Linked DNA regions of Mus musculus: region 2 is linked to region 1. A link is a loop called in an ENCODE intact Hi-C map of the cell type or tissue named here. Cell type or tissue: left cerebral cortex. All regions are shown on one strand.

Region 1 (8,000 bases):
GGTAAATGATATGTTTCTTCCCTGTGATAAAAATATGAGAATGACTAGAAATTTCCCCCTGCGGGCTGGTATACATTTTTATTAACATTTTAATGCTGCAGGGACTCCATACTCTGACTTAAAATGGGTTAAATCTTTTTTTTGGTGATTTCTTTGTCTTCATATTGTTGCTGTCTTTGTACCTGTGCTCTCACACAGGTAGTTCAAGTATATGTCGTTATGTTGTGTCATCCCTACCCCCTGTGTTCAACACTGAGCAGTTTGTAAGGTTAGGCCTTGGCGTACTCAGTTTTCAACCTAAGTGCTCTTAGTGCAGAGAAGATGGTACACCATGGTTCCTACTTCCAAGTTGAACTTTCCTAATCCAAAAGTTCATAACTGTTTTAAATTCAGAAACTGTTTGAGCCACCAACAAGATACCCCAAGTGGAAAAGTGGACTCTGACTTCAAGTGGTAGAGTTGTACTAGCCGTGTAGGCACACTAAGAAACATGTGAATTGTGTTTGGTCTTGGGTCCCATCCCAAGCCATCTCAATTAAGTATATGCAGTAGTCAAGCCCCAAGCCAGCAAATTGCCAGCACTAGTCATAAGCATTTTGGGTAAGGATTATTCACCGTATACTGTCAGTAGATGTCCATTCTAATAAGGGCATCGTAATCAGAAGTGCTGCTACTATGATTAGAAGATCAAAAGGACCGCAGCACGTCAGAAGGTCCAGAGCTCTTACAGGAAGGTAACCTTTGACACCTGACTTGTTACTACTTAAAAACGTCAGTGTGGATTTTATAAAGTTATTTAAACCCTTGAAATGAACAACAAACTCCATTCAGAAAAAAGCAAAACAACTACAGTGTCAGCGAGGTGGCTCAGTTGGGTAAAGATGTCTGCTGCCAAGCCTGATGACCCAGAAGCCACATGTTGGTGGGAGACTGATTCCCTTGTTGTCCTTTGAGCTCTAGGTGTGCTGAGATGCATGACAGCACAACCAGACCCACACTAATGTGAGAGGCTTCTGACAGCAGAAGGCAGAATGGTTAGGTTGACTGGTGAATCTTTTTTGTCTAGTGTTGGTTAAAATAGAGAAATCCTTTGCCTAGGGATTCTTCCAACCCAGCTTTGTCATTCTTGAGGTTCAGGTTAGATAGAGCAGTTAGTTTGCATAAAGTTAATTACGTAAAATACATAGTTTCTTAGGAGTTATGTAATTCCCAAGAGAAAGTGAATATTCATAACCACGTATCTGTTCTATTTATGCTTTTTGAGTCATCAGTCCTCACAGCTCGTTTTTGAAGCAAGTCATTTTAGTTTCTGTGAAGAGGCAGTGAAAATCCTAGTTGAGTAAACACGTGGCAGGTACCTGAGTAGGCTGCGGAGTTGAGCTTTATCTCTGCAGTGCAGCTGCCCCTTACTTATCTGGACTAGAATGGGGTCAGCAGCCAACTAGGATCGCTGCGTTGTGCCCACTGCAGTTACCTGTGGAAACAGAAAGACTCTGGAAAAGGATTCTGTTCCCTTGCTTTGCTTAGGGGCTGCAAAGGCAAAAGCCACCTACAATCAAGTACCTGTCTTTGTGTTCAGTTTGGCACCTCAGAAATGTGCTTTGGCACCGGGCAGTGGTGGCGCACGCCTTTAATCCCGGCACTTGGGAGGCAGAGGCAGGTGGATTTCTGAGTTCGAAGCCAGCCTGGTCTACAGAGTGAGTTCCAAGACAGCCAGGGCTGTCTCTAAAAACCAAAACAAAAAAGACAAAAAAAAAAAAAAAAAACCCAGAAATGTGCTTTGGCGCTTTTTCTCTTCTCTCTACCTAAGAGATTGCTGTCCTTATTAAGCTCCATTTGGACAGTTTAATGTAATGACCTGTCCTTTTAAGCCAGGTCAAATAAAATAAGCTTTGGATTTCACCCACCTATATATAATATGTGGATACCTGGCCAACTCTAAAAAGATGGTGTCTTTCAGTATCTGAGTAATTAAAATTGTATCACTGCTTCTATTTTTTTGTGTTACAGGATATTTGATTATTGTATGTAGAAAACCTAATTGTAAAATATAAAAAGCTTAGTTAGTCTGATACAGTTGGGTGTGTCCCAGAGAGAAGCAATTTGGGTGTGCCTCTAAAAGTCTTCATAGAAAAGAATGCTAAAGAATGGAAATTTCCTGCCTATTTTAAGGCAAATTGCTTGGGGGAACTTAGGGAGAGTTCTGGTCTTTATGACTGGAGGCAAAAATTTGCTGGATGGCCTGGAGCTGCCCCTCCTTATAGGTGAAATGGTTTGGCCCCTACTGCCTTGGCTTAGAGCCCCCTCTCTCACCCACCCCCCACCCCACCATAAAGGTGACTCAGTCCAGCCTGCCAAGGGTGTAGGGGAGGAGCTAGAGACTTCTTTTGTAACAGTTGGACCTTTGAGATCTTTCTGGCCTTGGCTCTCCCTCTATGTTTTGGGGGGACTGGAAGAACATCATGGAAGGAGCTCCTGGTAAGAAACAGCCATTGGTCGGGGCACAAGGTGAAGCAGTCTGCTAGGAAAGAGCTAAGGAGGCCTCTCAGGTTTGAAGGAACTTAAGAGAAAGACTGACTCCATAGAATGACACAGATAGGAAGATTTCTAAAGAGCTAGCAGCTTAGTTGTAGTTGTAGCATCAGGCTTGTAATTAGATATTTTGTATATAGTTAAGAAAGTTATCTCGATGAACTATCATGTTTTTAATCTTAAAGACACCTGTGTTTTAATTAGTATAAATATTAGTTAAACTGTTACATACTACAATTTTTCCCTCTTTTGCTCTCTTTCACTCATAATATAAATGTTCATTGGAGTGAGGACTGACAGCATTGTTTAGCACTTTATAGTGTGCTTTTGTTTTGAGTTTATTTTTGTCTAAGAACTCATATACCCCAACTCCTTCTGGACCCCTAGGGAAGGTCTTTTTCTGTGAGACACTTCCGAAGTCTCTTGGGGTATGGATGTTCTCCTGCGTTATTTGGGTGACCACAGTAACTGATTCTCTTTGTTGCTGTGACAGTTCTACCTTTTCCTTTAGAAACTACATTAACATTCCCTTTTATAATTCTTATGCCAATTACCATTGACACAACATAGAACCTGAGTTTACTTAGGGTTTTGTTTTTTTGTTTTTTTGTTTGTTTTTTGAGACAGGGTTTCTCTGTATAGCCCTGGCTGTCCTGGAACTCACTTTGTGAACCAGGCTGGCCTCAAACTCAGAAATCCGCCTGCCTCTGCCTCCCAAGTGCTGGGATTAAAGGCGTGTGCCACCACGCCCGGCTAGGGTTTTGTTTTTAACCAGTGCTCTTAATCCTATAAAAGGAGGTTGCACATGCACCAAGGGTAAGGCAGGTGATCCCTCGGGAAGGCATTTATAAAATAGCTTTTACTTTGTGGACTAGGAGGAAAACAATTAGGTTCTTATTTTGAATAGCTTTTGATAAGGTTGTTTTATGAAAAATATTTTAACTAGTTTTTTGAGCATGCAGATGGATCAACAGAGCTGTCTTTTGCAGAGGCAGGCCTGTGGGCGTAACCGAACCCTGCAGTGACTGTACTGAGTTTGATTTAGAGGAGGTCTCCTGGCAGGTTGCTTTCAACTAGCCTGTAGTTGTAAATCTGGCTGTTGAATTTGGTGGTTTGGTTGGCCACATTTTTGTTGTTTGTTTCTTTGTTTACAAAGATCAGAACTTTGCTAGTTGTTGCTTTGATTATCTTTTCTTGGACTATTTTTCAGAAATTTTAGCTGAACCAAAAATAGAAGTGTCTTTACTTTGGGAATGTTGACTCTTACTTTCCTAGAATTAAGCCAAATATTGATGTTCTATTCAGAGATGTGAAAATTTTATTTCCACTTTCTTACTTTCCTAGCCCCAGCCCGGAAGTCAGTTTTGACAGACCCAGATAAAGTCAGGAAGCTGCAGCAGAGCGGAGAGGCCTTTGTTCAGGATGACTCCTGTGTTAACATCGTGGCACAGCTGCCCAAGTGTCGGGAGTGTCGACTAGACAGCCTGCGCAAGGATAAGGACCAGCAGAAGGACTCTCCTGTGTTTTGTCGCTTTTTCCACTTCAGGAGGTAAGGCATTTGTTAGGAAAGACTAAGGTAGTCTGGTCTCTGCATACTTTTTCTTCTCAACAGGACATCTAGAATATAGAAATTATATTTTTTGTGTTTGATAATGTAGACTTTTCTGTATCTTATTCTGTATCTTATTCTTTTACGCTTTTCCTCATACACCCCAGGCTAGCCTCAAACTGTGTATAGCCAAGGATGACCTCAAACTCCCAGTCTTTCTATCTCTGGTTCCAGAGTACTGGGATTTCCAGGCATGTGAAACCACACTTGACTTAATAAGGTGCTGAGAAGAGAATCTAGTGCATGCTAAACCTAAGCATTCTACAAACTAATTTAAATCCCCAGACCTCTGTATATGTATTTATATACTGAGCTAAATCCCCAGCCCTCTTTATATATACTAAGCTAAACCCCCAACTCCTTTTTATATATATAGCAAAAAACATATTAAAAGTACAAACTTTTCAGATAGTTTTCATAGAAAAATACCCAGGTAATTTTAATGTTTTGGTCAGGAAGTTTGTTTGGGCACACTTAATTGGTGTATTGTATAAGCTGTTTTGAATCTTCACCAAAGTATAAGAAGGAGTATCCATCTTCTGCAAATATTTTGGATTTCTGTACCGTATGCATTAGAATTATTATATAGCACTGTGTCTCAGGTGATCAGTTTGTTGCACACACCTCTGACCCTGTATTCTGATGGGATGTCTAGCAGTAGCATTGCTGGGTCAGGTGTATGCTAAGGTTCTCCTGCCAGACTGCCCTGCAGAAAGGGTGCTCTTTTGCCCTTCACGGAGGGGCGTGTGTATAATTTCTTGTTTTCTTTTTTATTTTCTTCCATTCAAATTTGTTCACATCATGTTATTTGTTGACTTTTCTCTTTGTGTGTTGCACTCCTATTTAAATTAGATTAATTACAATTATTAAGTACATTTGTCAGTACTCCAGTGAGATAAAGTAGACACGGTCACTGTTTGCTTCAGTGAACCCTACAGTAACCAGAAGAAATAAATCATTAATAAACTGATGTTTAAAAATAGACAAAAAGAATATGTAGCAGAAGATGGCCTAGTCGGCCATCAATGGGAAGAGAGGCCCTTGGTCTTGCGAAGATCATAAGTCCCAGTACAGGGGAGTGCCAGGACCAGGAAGTGGGAGTGGGTGGGTTGGGGAGCAGGGCAGGGGGAGGGTATAAGGGACTTTTGGGATAGCATTTGAAACGTAAATGAAGAAAATATCTAATAAAAAAATGGGAAAAAAAGTAAACAAAAAGAAATAAAATTGCTGCTTTTCCCAAACCAGTATGTTAACAATGTTCTCCTCGCACAGATTGTTAACAATTAAAAATAATTTATACAGCTTCACTAGAATGACAGTTTTATAACAGAAGTGTCAGAAAAATTAATTGCCCTAGGAGTATAGATAATATATCAGTATCTAATAGCTTGACAGCTGTTTATAATTTAAGTTTTAAAGTCCTCTTCACCTTCACTTCTGATTGCTGTCTCTTACTCTACCAGTCATATTATCTTACTTTTCCCATTAGTGTATATTCCCACTGTACAAGCACATGAATTTATGATGTCCTTATCATACTTGTGTGAAAATGCTATGCTTTTCTCCTGATCCCTCCCTCATTTCCCTTTATTTAGTCCCTCCCACTTCACAAAGAATCCCTTTTTGGCTGGCCTTTTTTTTTTTTTTTTTTTTTTTTAATGTTTGCAATTTTATAGAGAAACTTGCATGTTTTTATTGTGTTGTTTAAAAAATAAAGATTCATTTTATTCCAATCCTTTGTCTAAAGTGAAGCAACTTTGCTTTCTGTTTTGAGACACGATGTTCTGCATATAAGCAAAGCTTACATAGTACAGTTTTTTTTTTTTTAAAGATTTATTTATTTATTTATTTATTATATGTAAGTACACTGTAGCTGTTTTCAGACACTCCAGAAGAGGGAGTCAGATCTCGTGATCGGATGGTTGTGAGCCACCATGTGGTTGCTGGGATTTGAACTCCTGACCTGTGGAAGAGCAGTCGGGTGCTCTTACCCACTGAGCCATCTCACCAGCCCCCATAGTACAGTTTCTTAGATAGCAAGGGATTTCATGTTCAGCAAGTTCTTATAAGCAAGGGGTGCTCTTGTCTTCTTCTCATTGTCTTTGTCTATTAATCTAATTTAAAATATAGTTTTAGATGCAAGTTGAAAATTATTGCTGAGCTAGATTAAATGAACAGGCCATTTAGATCACACTTCTGTGTTTTATATCAACTTAATGCTTCCAGCTTCAAGTAAAATGTTAGGTTTTAAAAATATTCAAAACTGGGCTGGAGAGATGGCTCAATGGTTAAGAGCACTGACTGCTCTTCCGAAGGTCCCGAGTTCAATTCCCAGCAACCACATGGTGGCTCACAACCATCCGTAACGAGATCTGATGCCTTCTGGTGTGTCTGAAGACAGCAACAGTGTACTTACATATAATAATAAATAAATCTTTTAAAAAAATATTCAAAACTAATCTATAGCGCCGTCTCAAACCTTCCACATGTTAAGAGTGCGTTTTGAGAATATTCAGCCTGCCTATCTGTTTTTAGGTTCTGAGTTTCATCCTTTTTTTTTTTTTGACCACTTATTCTGTAAGACTTATTTGACTCTTCTGGGTGCCTTTTCCAAGATGTACCACTCACTTGAAAATACACTACATTCCTTGGGAAACTGCTTTAGGTAGTCAGGGAAGACTCAAAGAGAAAGAGCAGGGTCATGTAGCTGTCAGGGCTGAGTTTCATCTTAACATTGCCTTTGGAAAGACTTAGGAACTCACGCTCTAATGAGCCTCGAGGGTATGTGTGGACAGCAGACACCTTCAAATCTGTGAGGTCCTAGCTGCAGTGCTTCTAATAAGATGTCTCTCTTTCTGCTGTTGTTGGTTTACTTATTTTTACTTGTTACTGTCTTTGCTGTCAAGATCCAGTTCTAGGAGAGATTGTCTATGAAGGTTACATGATAAACTTGGGTCAAGTACAAAATACACATCTCTCTCATATACCCTATCTAGCCTGCCTTTTAAGAGAAAAACAGTGATTATTGTTTGTTTTACTTAGGTTTTTTTAAATCCTTCCAAGTGACTAGCAAGTCATTGTCTGCCATTAGCCATGGAGAGTACAGAAAAACAGGACAGGATTTATTGCCTGAAATAATATTTATGTGGTAATTAGAAGTTATTAATCAATCTTGTTGTTTTCCCACTTCCAGATTACAATTCAACAAGCATGGTGTGTTGCGGGTAGAAGGCTTCTTAACACCAAACAAGTATGACAGTGAAGCGATTGGCTTGTGGCTGCCTTTGACCAAAAATGTTGTGGGGACTGATTTGGACACAGCAAAATATATCCTGGCCAATATTGGAGACCACTTCTGTCAAATGGTGATTTCTGAGAAGGAAGCTATGTCGACTATTGAGCCACACAGTAAGAGCATCTCTTAGGGGGCAGGATGTGTGAGTCCTACTTGACCTCTGTTTCTTTCTGACACCTAAGTTGCATGGATTTTATTTTCACCAACATGGTGATACTATCGTGACATTGCAGTTTTCTTTTTATAGTAGGTTTCCCCTGAGATGTTCTGTCTAGAGTTTGTTGTGGAAGAGGTCTAAGGTGTAGCATCACCTTTTGGTTTGAAGGGTCAATGTGAGTTGTTAGTTGCATTTGCACAGCCTTAACCAGATATATAGGCTCACCAGAAGCTGGGATCAGACCTCGGGTTGATTACAACAAAAGATTCTTAATTCGTGGTACATAGTAAAGACGGTAAGACCAGCTAGGCATACCCTAAGCCTCCTGAGTCCCACAATGTCAGGCTAGGTTCCAGGCATTTGAATGGAACCAGCTCAGATGGAGTCAATTCTTCCCACATCCTGGT
Region 2 (8,000 bases), 270 kb before region 1:
TTGAACACACTATGAAGCAGGCTGTGATGATTGGCGCAGGGGTACGGACCTCAGCTGAGTCATGGGAGCTGAATGTATGTGTTTTGCCTCTGTCCTGCATGTGGCAGGCTGTTGGCATTCACATACATGAGACTGTTGCCTTAATCTGAGCCTGTTCTTCATAATGGAGATTTAGAGCAGACTGAGTCAGGCTTTAAGAGGAGATTAGGCTAAGCCCAGGCTACTAGCTCTTCTAACCTGCAGTGTAGGGTAGATTCCCTCCGTGGGGGATATAACTAGCACTTCTAAATCGGCTGCATCTCAGATTTACCTGTTGAATTTGTGCACCCAGATTGGGAGCTAGTGGAGCCCACAGGAATTGAAAAAGTTTGAATAGTTGACTTGTAGGTCACGTAGCTTCTGAACCCGAGAAAAGGATAGCTTGCTTTGTCTAGCTGCCACTTGTTTTCTGTCAGCAGTCATCTGTTCTCTTCTTCCACAGGAAAATGTTGGAACTCTTCAAAAAGCACAAGAAGATTCCCAGGTAAGTTGAGGGCCTCAGCTGGTACAGGCTTGAGTTAGTCACATGGGCTTTGACTCTTGGGTGCGTGGTTGGAATTTCTTCACATGCCTAAACCCTCCAGTTAGGCAGGCAAGCAGTTTCTCTCCTGCCATTCAGGGCATTGTAAGCCATCCTTTTCTCTATTCAGTGATCATTTTGAGAAGGGGGTGGGGTGGGGGGGTGGAATATAGAATGTTATCCTCTATCTTTTGTCCAAAGTTAATGAGAATTTGATTAATATATTCTGAATCTCGTCTATAAATATTTGACTAAAAGTTATTAAGTTTGGTACACTGGAGAAATGGCTCACCTTGCTGCTTTTCCTAAGGTTTAGTTCTCAGCACCCACATGGAGGCTCACAACCGTTTCTAACTCCAATTCCAGGGGGTCAGCACTGGCCTCTGTGGACATATGGTACACCTACGTACATGAAGACTCTTGGATATATAAGTCTGCAGTAGAAAAGTGCATTGGGTACAGTTCAGTTTTGCCTTCTTTTATACAGAAATGAATTGCTGGAGGAATTCATGGACACAGCGAAAGCATCCGGTAGCACTGCTCTGGCCATTGAGGTTGTAAAGCTGGCAAGTGCCTTCAGCTTGCCTATTGGGGAGAGCCTTGCCCAAAGAGTAGTGATGGATTTCACAGTTGACCCAGAACAAAAGTAAGTCTATCTCCTCTTCTGGTGCTTATAGCATTCTCTCCTGCTTCCCTTACAAAGCCAGGGTTTGGTGGGTGATGTAATGCCTGTTTGCTCTGTTACAGGCTTCATCATAAACATTTGGTTTTTGGAATTTTTTCTTTGTTCTCATAATAGTTCAGTGCAGTTTGGGGGATCCTTTTTCTGCTTTGAAAACTGCTATGACTGTGTATAATCAAAGATGCCAAACACCCTGACCCTGTGAGCTGAAGTGTGGTATCATTTCTCTTCCTTACAGAGAAGCCCTGGGTAACCTCACTGAACTGAACAGTAGCGATGGAGAAAGCAGCAGTGACAGTGACAGTGACGACAAATGAGAGAGAGAGGTGGCTCACAATAGCTGCTGGAATGTTAGAAGTGGTAAAAATAAACAGATACAGGGCTGGGATCCAATATAAGCTCTGTATTGTATTGTACTGGCCTAAACCTAAGACCCTGGGGTTCATCTGCAGTACCGCTAAGATGCACATCTGGCCAGTTTTTTGCCAAGACAGCAACAAGCATTGTGAAGTCTGACTTTTGGAGAAGAACAAATTCCACATAAACACACTGTTTGCAGGCCTCATTCCTACTACGCCCATCATGTTAGAACCCACAGGCCCTTGCTGCCTACCTGCTCTGTGATGTGTGGTCCTTTGGCCTAGAGACAAGGATTCAAACTGGTTTTCATGGAGATGGGTTATTACTGTTGAGTTGATCGTATCCCGTTTTGAGAGTACTTAAAAAGATGGATGCTCTTAGAACTAATTAAATCAGAAGCAAGCTACTGGTTTAGGCTGCCCAGATGGTAAAGTCATTAAATAAAGCAATTGTGTTATTTTTAAAAATCTAATTCTTTGTAAGCGTGTACATATTCACATGGATGCCAGAGAACAATGGTTATTTCTTCAGACAGGCCTTGAGACTGCAGGTTCAGTTAGACTGGTTGGCCAGCTCTGGGAATCCACCTAAGTTTCATACATACACAGTTTGTCATCTTCTAACTAGAATACTCAAAAATTTTAGGGACGATTTGTACAGCTCTTGGAATAGAATACCCAAGAATGTTTAGGGGATAGGAGTGGTACAGCTCTTGCCTAAGATGATGAGGTCATCCATTTCCACCCCACTGCCACAAAACATTTTGGTCTGTGTGGGCACTTTATAAGTAAGTATTCAAAGAGATCTGGAGGGCTAGTAATGACAAAAGGATATGAAATGTCGTAACAGTATGTTGCCACTGAGCAACTTGGTGTGCTTCTTGTAAATGATACTAATGGAAAGGAGTTACAAATTTGCGGTTTGCAGGGTTCACCAGCCCATGCACTCACTCCTCCCAGGTTTTGCACTGAGAAGCAGCTTCATCTGCCCTGCCTGCATCCATGGTTACAGATACGTGCGGTATTTTTATCTATTCTCATGCTAGGGCCCAGTCTTCATCTTCAAAAACTTTGACACTCTTGTCCTACTCACCTACAAAACAGGATCTTAAGGCATTGGAGTGATGTGGGGTTGAGGGGTAGATGGAATGCCAGTTGACTAATTACCCACAAAGCAATTTTGGTAAGGAACAGAGGGCAAATTAGGATAAACTGGCTGCCAGAAAGGCTATCACCTCTGCCCATTGGCATCTGTACCTGTGGGTGGCAGTGCCTTTGTGGCATTTCTGCAATGCCTCTTCTCACCCAGGACTTAACATTGGTTTGAAGCCAGATGAAGAAAACCCTTGGGTGTGAATATGTAAAGGACTTTCTAATCCACTTGATATGTGTAACTTTAACATCTTAACAAACCATTACTGAGCATGAACTCAACTGAGAATGATTAGGGTTTACCTATATAATATCAGCTGTTTGTGTTTGTCTTATCATAGTCTTTCATCTCCATTATTAAGCTATACATTTTCTGTGCCAAAGTTAACCACCACTCTTAATTTTTACTGTCTCAGCTATGCCTTGAGTTTTATCTTTGTCTCAATTCTGTGCTTAGTTTTTGCTGCTTCATTGGTTTCCATTCCTTGTTCATCAGATTGCACAAATTCTTACAGAACTCTTAATGTTGGCCATTTCATAGTGTATGAATCTCTTTAAGTGATCTGTTTGCTGTAGATCTACATACAACCCACCACACTACTCTAGCACCACATTCCTAAGTGATACTTAATTAAATGGGTTTTTGCTACTCTGGGACCCCTTATTTTCACTTGTCTATTTTTAGACTTATTTAGACATTTCCACTGAACCCAGTGCTGGCTGGGAAGGGCAAGCAAGCCACCTCAGCATCCTGAATGCCAAGATGACAGCTGTGTGACACCATACCCGGCTTTGGTATTGTGCTTGTATGGGAAGATTTTCTTGAAATTTGAAACAGGGTTTCTCTGTGTAGACCAGGCTGACCTTGAATTTACAGAGATCTGCCTATCCTTGCCTCCCAAATGTTGGGATTCAAGGCGTGTGCCACCATCTGGCTCAATTCATGATTTGGGATAAATTTTGGTATTACAGTTCACATCCAATAGAGTTAGAATCAAAGGTTAGATTTTTCTTTAGACATTCTCAATATGTCTACCCTTGAACTCAGATCCACCTGCTTCTGCCTCCTTCAATCCTGGGATTAAAGGCACAAACTACTACACTTAGCTCAGAACTGAGGTTTGAGAAGCCTTGGAAAGTGAGCGGATATGTTGCTTCAAAGAGTTATCAGCAGTGACATGCAAGCAACTATATTAAAAAGCAGCAGCCTTTATAAGACTGGGGGCTCTAGTGATGGAACTAATTGATACAACACACCTAGTATGCATGAGATCATGTTTAATTCCCCGGCAGTGCAAAGCACATTGGGACAGGCTCTAGCTGGCCAACCTGTAACAAGACCAGAGAAACCATGGGAGAAAGGACTGCAAACCACAGAAGCCACAAGAGGGCACTTGATCCATTGGAGCTGCAGTTGTAGGTAAGCTGGGAACCTGTAGTAGCCAGAGCAGCAAGCACTCAGAACTGCTAAGTCATCTCTCTAGTCCCTTAGTATGGACTACATGCCACCTACGCTACCAAGACCCCACTGGTCTAAAAATCTTGTGTGGAGCCAGGTGACAGTGGTGCATACTTTTAATTCCAGCAGAGGTAGGAGCAGGCATATCTCTGAGTTCAAGGCCAACCTAGGCTACAGTTTTCCATGACTGACTGAGACACAAAGGAACCCTGTCTCAAACAAAAAAAAATTTTTTTTCTTTTAACCATAGTTGCTATAAAACCCCTATACTCAGCATGAGGTCAAGAGGAAATATATTCAAGATTGTTCTATCTGTGGTTTTGTGGTCTTGTATAACTTCCCTTTCCTTTTTGTTATTTGTTTTGGAAAGTGTTTTTCTTCAAACCCCAGGGATTGAAACCTCTTTAGGGGTTTAGAGTACCAGAATCTCTTAATAAAGCAGATTAAGATCCAAACCTGGGCTGGTGAGATGGCTCAGTGGGTAAGAGCACCTGACTGCTCTTCCGAAGGTCCAGAGTTCAAATCCCAGCAACCACATGGTGGCTCACAACCATCTGTAACAAGATCTGACGCCCTCTTCTGGAGTGTCTGAAGACAGCTACAGTGTACTTACATATAATAAATAAATAAATCTTTAAAAAAAAAAAAAAAAAGATCCAAACCTATTGCCTAAAACTGATCACAGATTGCTCTGTGTACCAAGATAGTGAAAGCAGCATTACTGCTAGAAACATTGATCAGGATAATGGAGATATCGCTCGCTCTGTGTGCTGACTTTATAGAATGGTTGTCTTTAAAGGTAGTTTTACCAGAGAAAAGGGTATATTGTCATGTGAAGGACATGGTTAAAACCTGCCAGACTCAGTAAAACATATTAAAGAGTACTACACACCTGACCCTGACCTGGACTTTTCCAAGGATTCAGAAAGAGTAAAGGTTATTTACTTCTAAGGAGCTCAACCTTGTATCAATGGGATGCACTCTCATAGTTATGTCCCCTCTACTAGATATTACTTTGTAACCATCCAGAACTGTTTAAACTTCACCTTCTCCCTGCCTCCTATATGCCTCAAACTGCAAGAAGCCTGGACCACTGAACCACATGAAGATAGGCTTCCTACCAGTCAAGCCTTTTTATTTGCCTTTTATATTAATGGAGATGACCTGTTCTTCTGTACTGAGTTCAAGCGAGTTACTTTGAAACTGGTAGGATTACTCATTTGGGATTTGAAGACTGCTTTTATCCAGAACCTGTTGAGAGAACAAAGGATGTAAGTTAACTCAGTGTACTGTGTTAAAAGATTTCTAAAGATTCTACTGCAGGTTAATTACTGATTTGGGAACTCAAAAAAAATCGTTGAAGCAGAGTTCCAGGGCTACAGAGAGAACCCCTTCTTGAAAAAAAAAAAATCATTGAGGCAAAAGCCTGCATTCTGTTTAGGAGCATGGCATAGCTCATTGGTTTTCATCTGCTGGCTTTTCCCCTCCCCTGCCCCCCTGGGGGGAAAATAAGGTCTAGTCCAAAGGATTTCTGATTTTCCTATTGCCAGCTCCATAGCTAGGGTCAGTCATCCCCACTACACCCAGTTTGAATGCTCCCCCAGCAATCAGGATGAGGTGTGAGGTGAGTGAACCAAGGTGAGGCCCACAATGGCCCAGCTCAGCTTCCTGTCCATCAATTCCAAGTGGCATTAGCATGCTTTTATTTGCAGTTTAAAGGAGATGCTTTCATGAAGCCGATTATGTCCATCCTGACAGCGGGGCACTTTAAACTCTACAGTGTGAGCCTTGCAGCTTCCATTTCCTTGAAATGGAGTAAGAACTCAAAACTCCTTTTTCACTTTAGCAATTACTGAGAACATCTGAACAAGCCATGAGCAAGACAAAGACAGGGCTAAGCAGGAGTTTCCTTCTTTTTCAATATAATAAAGGTACTCTGTGAAAGCCAGAGGCTAGGAAGACAGCTCAGGCTGTGCAGTGCAGCATCAGAACCTGGACCACATCCCTGGAACCCACTCAATAGCATGTGCTTGCAACACTGGCCATCCAACCTAGTCTACTTGAGTTTCAGACCAGTAAAGACTCCCAAAAACCAACTGGAGGACATGCACACACATACAGAAAAAAAAAATTCTCAAGTCTACATTACTTTGATTCAGAACTAAAACGATCCATTGTTTTGGTGAGCTTGAAGAATTACATCGTTTATGTCCTCCCCCACCCCGGTAGGGGTTGTTGACACAGTATCTGTGTAGCCCAGTCTGGCCTGACTTGATTGTAAGTAAGCATGAACCACAATGGCCCAGCTCGGCAAACACGTTTTAAGTATTAGAAATTAATGTACTTCTGAGATTTTATCCTATCCTTAGAGATGGAGTAGTTATTAGGTAGTACTCCATTGCCTTCGAGTAAAATCTTTATAGCCTCACGCCAGGTAGCCCACTGCCTCTATCCTCAGAAACAGGGCAATCCACATGCAGGTGCTCCAAATGGAGATAGAGTGTGAACAATAGCCCAGGGTGAACAGTGTATAGCAAACCAAAGGACAAGGTCAGAACTGTGCAACGAGATGGGCAACATACCCATATTGAGAGGCTGCGGCTATGCAATTATAGAAATACAATGCAGAAAACTGCTTTCGTGCTTTCTGGTTATGTTGCTCAACTGCAAAGTCCTCAACAACAACAACAAATGTAAAAACTGGCAAGATGTTGTAGTGATGGTAGTCTTCAGAGTGTAAGAATTTGTTACTATGTCTGCATTATGGCAACTATGACAAACTGGGATTCACAGGCAGTCTGGCTGAAACCGGAAAAAACATTTTCAATCCCTTTCTTCAGATTCCAGGCTCATGAGCTTCAGGTACTGGGAAGCAGCACCACAGCAGGAATGAGAGTGGTGGCTCGAGAACTGAGGTAGAGATGCATGTGTGCTGGACCCCAGCACAACAAACAACTTTTCCTGTGGGAGGCAGACTGTTTCCTGTGCCTCTCAATCGCTGAGTGCTAGATTCCCAACTATAAACACACTGGCATTTATTTGGCTTCTGCATCACTCCTGATTGTGACTGTCAGGAGGGGACCCATTCACCCAAAGCAGCAGGTCCTGGACTTCATTCAGGTTACCCAGCTCACAGACCCAAACTGTGGCCACAAGTTCCTACCACTGATGCTGCTTCTCAAGGAAGCTTCCTGCTCACACAACAAACTGGAAATGGCAGCTTTGAAAAGGGATAGAGTACTCAGTTTTCATTGTGTTGCTTTATTCAGTTTGCTCCAAGGGCAGAATCAATAGTAGGGATCACAAACATTATTTTGAGTGGCTCACAAGCCTGATCAGTAAAACCTAAAAAACAGGAAGTGTTACACAAGTTGCAAATAAAGCCTCCTGGAGTTCATTGGCATGATAGCAGTGTAAGGACGGTAAATGCAACAGGTGTTAACATCTCACACAGGACTTGGAACCTGCTCACTTCTGGACAATTCTGGGACCCTTGTTGCAAACCCTGCAGATACCAATGCTGATTTTCTTTGATATGAAATATGACATTACACAACTCTTCCTAGGCCTTACTCTTGCTGCACTTGAGTGGTTCCTATTCCTACGGCGCTGGCGTATGCAGTCAGGATCTCCACTATCTGCTTAGTTTCTAGGGTCATTCGGGCCTCCTTCAGCCAGTCCTGTGCCACTCTTCTGGACTCCCCTTTGAGCTGATTGACAAACTTTGCTGCCAGCTCCAGGTCACCATGCTCAATACAATAGGAGGCATATGAGAGCAATTTAAATGTA

The links. A loop is a pair of places that touch in the nucleus more often than their neighbours do. Peaks named below come from ENCODE experiments on the same cell type or tissue, not always from the same donor. Only the 100,000 strongest peaks of a DNase experiment are listed, where the experiment ranks them.
Region 2: a loop joins it to region 1, with 2.8 times the contacts of the local background. A loop is called at or near these places in 9 of 42 quality-filtered maps.

What each region holds. Positions count from the first base shown.
Region 1 is chr6:71,603,483-71,611,482 of GRCm38, reverse strand. Kdm3a (lysine (K)-specific demethylase 3A) reads left to right here. Exons shown (of 27, transcript NM_001038695.3): 12 at 3,877-4,081; 13 at 7,335-7,549. Among named protein-coding and RNA genes, the nearest start is that of Kdm3a, 25 kb to the left of the region's middle. In left cerebral cortex, no CTCF peak of the experiment used is centred here; DNase peaks (open chromatin) are centred at 1,303 and 3,526; H3K27ac peaks cover 1,942 bases.
Region 2 is chr6:71,874,711-71,882,710 of GRCm38, reverse strand. It overlaps Immt (inner membrane protein, mitochondrial), which reads right to left. Exons shown (of 15, transcript NM_001253681.1): 15 at 7,445-8,000. The coding sequence ends at 7,781. Ptcd3 (pentatricopeptide repeat domain 3) reads left to right here. Exons shown (of 24, transcript NM_027275.3): 22 at 482-523; 23 at 1,047-1,205; 24 at 1,480-2,073. The coding sequence ends at 1,558. Snord94 (a small nucleolar RNA gene) reads left to right here and starts at 18; the gene lies at 18-154. In left cerebral cortex, a CTCF peak has its summit at 4,144 (motif pointing right); a DNase peak (open chromatin) is centred at 4,137.